Linked DNA regions of Homo sapiens: region 1 is linked to region 2. Evidence: chromatin contacts called from ENCODE Hi-C or POLR2A ChIA-PET data. All regions are on one chromosome and are shown on one strand. Each heading gives the region's core, a stretch centred on a gene start or an enhancer-like site at or near the end of the contact. The rest is flanking DNA. Distances are from core to core; before and after follow the strand shown. Region 1 overlaps ASTN2 (astrotactin 2). Region 2 has its middle 330 kb from the start of LINC00474.

Evidence for each region. A loop is a pair of places that touch in the nucleus more often than their neighbours do. ChIA-PET counts read pairs that join two places held with the same protein, here RNA polymerase II (POLR2A). Pooled maps may share reads with other maps.
Region 1: a pooled map shows a loop between it and region 2 (2.7-fold over the local background). The contact joins two enhancer-like sites. A Hi-C loop is called at or near these places in 1 of 50 pooled maps. POLR2A ChIA-PET finds 5 or more read pairs at or near these places in 2 of 52 experiments (A549 and MCF 10A).

The regions. Positions count from the first base shown.
Region 1 is chr9:116,547,680-116,550,572 of GRCh38, reverse strand. The region is part of intron 19 of ASTN2 (astrotactin 2); the gene reads left to right. It overlaps ASTN2-AS1 (ASTN2 antisense RNA 1), which reads right to left. Exons shown (of 12, transcript NR_033973.1): 8 at 2,891-2,893. Among named protein-coding and RNA genes, the nearest start is that of ASTN2-AS1, 45 kb to the right of the region's middle. RefSeq lists an enhancer at 2,669-2,838. Within about 2 kb of position 1,437, at least 13 of the 41 ENCODE cell types and tissues checked have a DNase peak (open chromatin) inside an H3K27ac peak, as active enhancers do.
Region 2 is chr9:115,592,041-115,595,175 of GRCh38, reverse strand. No RefSeq gene overlaps it. Among named protein-coding and RNA genes, the nearest start is that of LINC00474, 330 kb to the left of the region's middle. Within about 2 kb of position 1,516, at least 2 of the 41 ENCODE cell types and tissues checked have a DNase peak (open chromatin) inside an H3K27ac peak, as active enhancers do.

The DNA of each region.
Region 1 (2,893 bases), core at 188-2,687, 960 kb before region 2:
CCCAATCCCCACCTTGCCCACACTGTTTTCAGAGAGCAACTGAGCTTCAGTTGAGTAATGTAAGCTACATTTTCTGAAGACCACTCCAGGCCAGACCCAGCACAGGATCCCATAGGGAATCCCATAGGTGACTCATGACAACAGCAAAGTAACTGTTTTTTAAAGCTGGCACTATGTTCCAGATACTCCTCCTGTATTATTGCTAGTAATACTTAAAACTATAATACAGGGTAAAATTGACAGGTTTATATTGCAGATGAAGATACTGTGCTTTGAAGCAGACAGATAGCAGGTGGTGGAAGCTAGATTGAAACCCAGATCTGTCACAGTTCACAGTTTATGCCCAGAGACGTTATATGGATGTAAATCTGGTCACGTAGAACTTCCAATTTTGTGGTCTGAGATAAAAGAGTCAGAGTGCTAAGTATTACAGGGGACAGACTGAACACTTGATGTGGAGTTGTAGAAGAGAGAGAATGATTTTGACTGTAGTGATAAGAGAAAGCCATTTGGAAAGATGGAATTAAAGCAGGGACATTTCATGTGGGATTTTTGTGTGTTTGTGGGATTTGAAAGATGCCTGTGGGTTCCATTGCGTAGGAGAGTGAGCACATCATAAGCAAAGGTGAGGAGTAGTAAATGTCTTAAGGTTGGTAATTGTGGTTTTTGCCATTACTTTTAATAAATGGCTTTATGGGTAGTGTAGAAAGCATGGAGGGGAACCATGAGTAGAGAGATATTACAGGGCCAGACTTGGGAGGCCTCAGATGCCATGTGAGGCAGGGTATCTGTGGGGAAGGGCACTCCAGTGGAAATGGGCATCAAACAAAGGCCTGGAGGCAGGAAAGGGCTGGCCGCTTTGGGAGTCATCTTGCTGTTCAGCATGTTGGGAGTACAGGGTCTGCTGCCCCATTTGTTTCCTACACCTAACCAGAATCGTTTCATAAAGGTTGCAGGGCCCTCTGGGCTGGGATCACCTTGCAAAAGAGCATCTATCCTGCCTCCTGCCTGGATTGAGCAAGAGGCTGGAAACAGGGTGAGGAAGTAGCAGCTGTGAGTCAGACCGTCCCCACGCAGGCTCCAGCCCTGGGCCTGGGGCCCCAGCTGGGATCAGAGCTCTTGCCCGGGTTGCAATTGCCAAATACGAACTGTACAGCCAAGTGTGGCTCAGAGCTGCCCTGACTCACAGGGTACTATCCGAGTTGCTCGTGCCTCAGTTGTGGCTTTTATTTCTTTTTGTCCCTCTACGTTTTACCCCTTTCTCTTCCCTGACCTCCCATTCCTTTCTTTTACTTCCTTCTGTTTTTTTTTTTTCATTTTTTATTTGCCCTTTTTTGCATTTCCTTCTTTCTTTATTTTCAGCTTCCTCCTCCTCCTCCTCTGATCTTTTTATTACTGACATTTTTGTGGTTTGCTTCAGATGACACAGGTTCTAGACCAGGCCACCAGCCGCTCATTATGTGGTTTTAAACTCATCCCTTAGTTTGGGGCCCCAATTTTCCCATCTGTCCAATGAGACAACTTAATTTGATGATACTTTAAAGACCAAAACCCATCAGAATTTCTCCTTCTAGAAGTCTCTGTTTCTTACTCCTTTATCTCTTTGATAGAATCCTTAAATGCAAAAGCTTACAGGGATCTCAGCATTTATTTAGGGTCATGGATCTAGACCCTGGTTGCCTACAGGAATCACCTATTGAGCTTCTGAAAAGTACTGCTGCCCAGACCCCTATACCAAGCCAGTTCAATGGTAATTTATGGGGATGGGGCACAGGTGTTCATTTTTAAAACCTTCCCCAGGCCGGGCACAGTGGCTAACACCTATAATCCCAGCACTTTGGGAGGCTGAGGCCGGTGGATCACCTGAGGTCAGGAGTTCGAGACCAACCTGGCCAACATGGTGAAACCCCATATCTACTAAAAGTACCAAAAATTAGCCGAGCATAGTGGGGGGCACCTGTAATCCCAGATACTCAGGAGGCTGAGACAGGAGAATCACTTGAACCCAGGAGGCAGAGGTTGCAATGAGCTGAGATCACGCCATGGCACTCCAGCCTGGGCAACAAGAGTGAAACTCAGTCTCAAAAAATCAAAACAACAACAACAAAACCCTCCCCCAGGTCATTCTCATATGCAGCCAGGGTAAAGAATTACTGACATAGAAGCAGCTGCCGTTTAGTAAAGGTAGAGAGACAGAGGCACTGAGGCCTGGAGCTGGTCAGGGTCATGTCCAGAGTCATGCTGTGAGTCAGTACAGACAGAACCAGAACCAAGCCTCCTGCCATCTCTGTCCCCTTGGCCTCGACTTTGAATCACCTTAAGCAAATGCCACGGCCTCTGATGGAGCCAGGCAGGAGGGCAGCCTCCTGACTGCCAGAGCCTGGCTTAGAGGCAAGGCCCAGACACAGCCCCATTAAGCCAGGCAGTGCCTTACGGGAATCGCTCCTGGCTCCGGCTTAGAAAACAGAGTGCTTTGGTTTTCTTTGGCTGCATCCTGGGGTGGGGGAGCTAAGAGGAGAGCACCTGAGGACGCAGGTTTGCTGCTTTTCTCCTAGGCAAAGTGGGGCTGCCAGAGGCAAGGAGTGGAGACAGGTGGGCAGGGTGTGTGGGGGTGAGTTGGGAGTGTATGCCTCCCGCAGCTGCTGCCTCAGACAGCCTGCCTGAGAATGCACCCCACGCAGAGGCTGATGCCTGGAGGGGAGGGAATGGGACACAGAACCTCAGCTTGGGGGGCAGCTCAGGTAAACCGGGCGCCTTGACCTGCCTGCAAATAGACCCTCTCAGGTGTATGTGAGCTCCAAGCCCTCCTCTCAGACACTGGTTATAGTGGAAAGAGACCTTGGTTGGGATCTTAGTTATAGCTGCTGTTTATTGAGAGATCTCCACCTACCAG
Region 2 (3,135 bases), core at 267-2,766:
AGGTATGAGGCAAATAAAGAATAAAAAGGCCAATTACAGCTCAGATTTCGTTGAATTTGCTTTGCCTTAGACCCTAAAATAGTAAAGTTGTGACATGAAGATTTCAACTTTGATAAGATTTCATAAGACAAAGTTGGAAGATCCCAAGATTATTGTGTATGTATGTTGGGGGTCAGAGGGAAGAGGGGATGCTGCATGAGTGAAAAACTTAAACTAGATGTTCTTTTAAAGGAAATGCAGTTGGCATGAACACAGTTTCTAAACTAATGTATACCAAGGTATAGATTCACTGCAATTAAAAGTAGGTCATTTGAGACAATCCCATGGCGTCACATATAGGAATATTTCTTGTCCTTCCTGGCTTGATTTCCTTAAATGGAAAAGGGGTGGTTAGATGAGATAATCACAATAATCCCTTCCAGCTTTGGTGTTCTGTAGCTACATGGAACACAGACAGTGTCTTCTCTGTTGCCTCCCACAACATTTATTGCTGGGTTGGGCACTAGAATGGAAGACAGGAGGGAGGAAACAAGAAAAGTGGGGAGAGAGGGTTGTTTTCTCCCTCCAGGGACTCTGAATTTTGAAGTAAGGTGAAATTCAGAGGTATTCAGAAAAGAAGTAGCAGGATATGAGTTGTCATTATAAGTGTATTCCTTAGATGTAATAAAGGTTTTTATCTTGTGTAGTGACATTAGCCAGATACTTGTAATCAGAAAGCTTGGGTTCAAGTTCTGGCACTGTAATTAAATAGTTTGTAGATCCTTAGGAATCTACTTACTCCCTTGAGCCTTAATTTCTCCTCTGTAAAATGGAGTAAATAACACTGACTGTTAATTTAGATATATTAAATATTTGAGAGAGACATGCTTTGTAAACCACAAAAGGCTATATAGAGGTTGGTTATTATTGTTGTTATAAAGGGGTGTGATACTTTTCCAAAATGATGATTTTATAGACATTTGTGACAGGCAATAAGAGAAAGAAGTGGAAATCAGAGAGTAATCAGATCTACTAGAATACCCTGTTCTATCCTCACATGAGCTGTGAGCCGAGTCTGTATTCTGCGTCTCCTTTCACAGAGCAGTAAGCAGAAGCTATGGAGAGCTGGTGGGCTCTCACAAGCCCATTGAGCTATACACTCAGAGAAAAAGCCGCTAATAATTTCCATCTCACCCTGGAGCAGATACACACACAGTGTTGAGATTGCTCATGGCCATAGAAGAGCCTCAGCTGGTAAATTTATAGAAGGCTGGTCTGCATTTTTAAGCAAGATAACTAAGCCTCCAGAGTTCACCCTGAATTTAAAAAAAAAAATCTTTACAAGTATATGATTCTTACAAGCTGAGATTTATGTAGAGATTTTGGTTTGTTGATGTATAAAGTAAATTTTTAATTCACCGGGTAGATGCCAAAGCAAACCAAAGTTAGTATATCAGCACCATCTAGTGGGTGATTTCAGTCAATGCACACACTAGAGGAGAAAACGGTAGGCAAAGAAAGTGTGTACCCCCCAAAGCTTTGGGAAGGCTGCGGAGGAAATAGCACTTATCAGAGAGAACCTTAGGCTGGTCATGGGGGCCCACACCTGTAATTTCAGGGCTATGGAAGGCTAGTGCAGGAGGATAGCTCGAGGCCATGAATTTGATACCAGCCTGGGCAACATGGCAAGACTCCAGTCTCTACAAAAAATAAAAAATTAGCCATGTATGGTGGCATGTACCTGCATTGTAGCAGCTATTCTAGAGGCTAAGGCAAGAGGACCATTAGAGCCCAGGAATTCAAGGCTGTAGTGAGCTGTGATTGCGATACTTCACATTAGCTAAGGTGACAGAGTGAGACCCTATCTCAAAAACAAACAAACAAACAAAGGAAAGCAAAGGAAACCTTAGCCAGGAGCTCTAGTAGTCAGCATGGGTCAACAGGTCTTCTACTTCAGTTAAGGCATGATGAAACAATTAGACCACAGAAACAGTCCAGACACTGTCTAGTTTTAAATCTCTCAGTTTCTTGGCCTGTGAAATGGGGATAATAATTCCTGCTTTAGAGGGTTGATGATGAGATTATATTATAGTATTAATCAGGATGAATTTAGAAAAGTACCTTATGTGGAAAATAATAATCCTTGGTAGCTACTGACTTGATGCCTATCATCTGTCTCCTTTGGATATCAAGCAGCCATTAATACTTTAGGTTTCCAAATAAGAAACTGAGGTTGAATATGGGTCAGTGACAAGTCCAAGGTCACACAGCCAGTAGATGGCAGAGCTGGAATTAGACCACCAGTGTGATATGCCCCAAAGCACTAGTTGACTCCACTGTACCAGGTATTAGATGCACAAAGTTTGCTCTTTTTCTTCACCCTTCATTTTGTTTCTTAAGATGAACATTTGAATGCTACAATGTACCTAGCTTTGTGCATGCACACAAATAAGTATCATCAGATTCTTTGTACAGATGTAGAAGCTGAAACTCAGAAACACTAAATAATCTAACAAAAATTAACAATTACTGAGAGATCTGAGATTTGGGCTCTGACTTTCTGATTATTGCTATAGACTATTGCTTTAATCCATCCTCTACTGACTCATTTGCTCATCATTCATCTCTAATTATGAAGTATGTTTCTGTTTCTGTTTACATCCCAAGAGTTGCTGGTTTATTTAAATGGACATCTGCATTTATTAAGGTCCCTGGCTCATCTAATTGCGATCTGTTTTTCTGCCCATAGAGGAATGGAGGGTTATCTTTGGTGTATAAGATTGTTTCTCAGACTCCCATCAGCTCAAGAAGAGCGATGTGTCCCATGAGGGCAGAGGACAAGCTGGCTGAATGGAGAGAATGTCATCTCTGAGCCTAAGGAGGGGTTACCGCTCCAGTTAGTCTTAAAAGAGGTGACGGAAGAGCCTTATAAAAAGAATTACTGGGAGAGTTTCACAAAAATAAATAAAGGCCACTCATGTTTCCCAAGGCTATACTTTGTGTCTATAAAGACCCAGGGACACAGAGCCCAAATGTGGTTTGTTTGTTTGTTTATTATTTATTTATTAGATACAGGTTCTTGCTCTGTTGCCCAGACTAGAGTGCAGTGGCACAATCATAGCTCACTGCAACCTTTAACTTCTGGGTTCAAGCGAT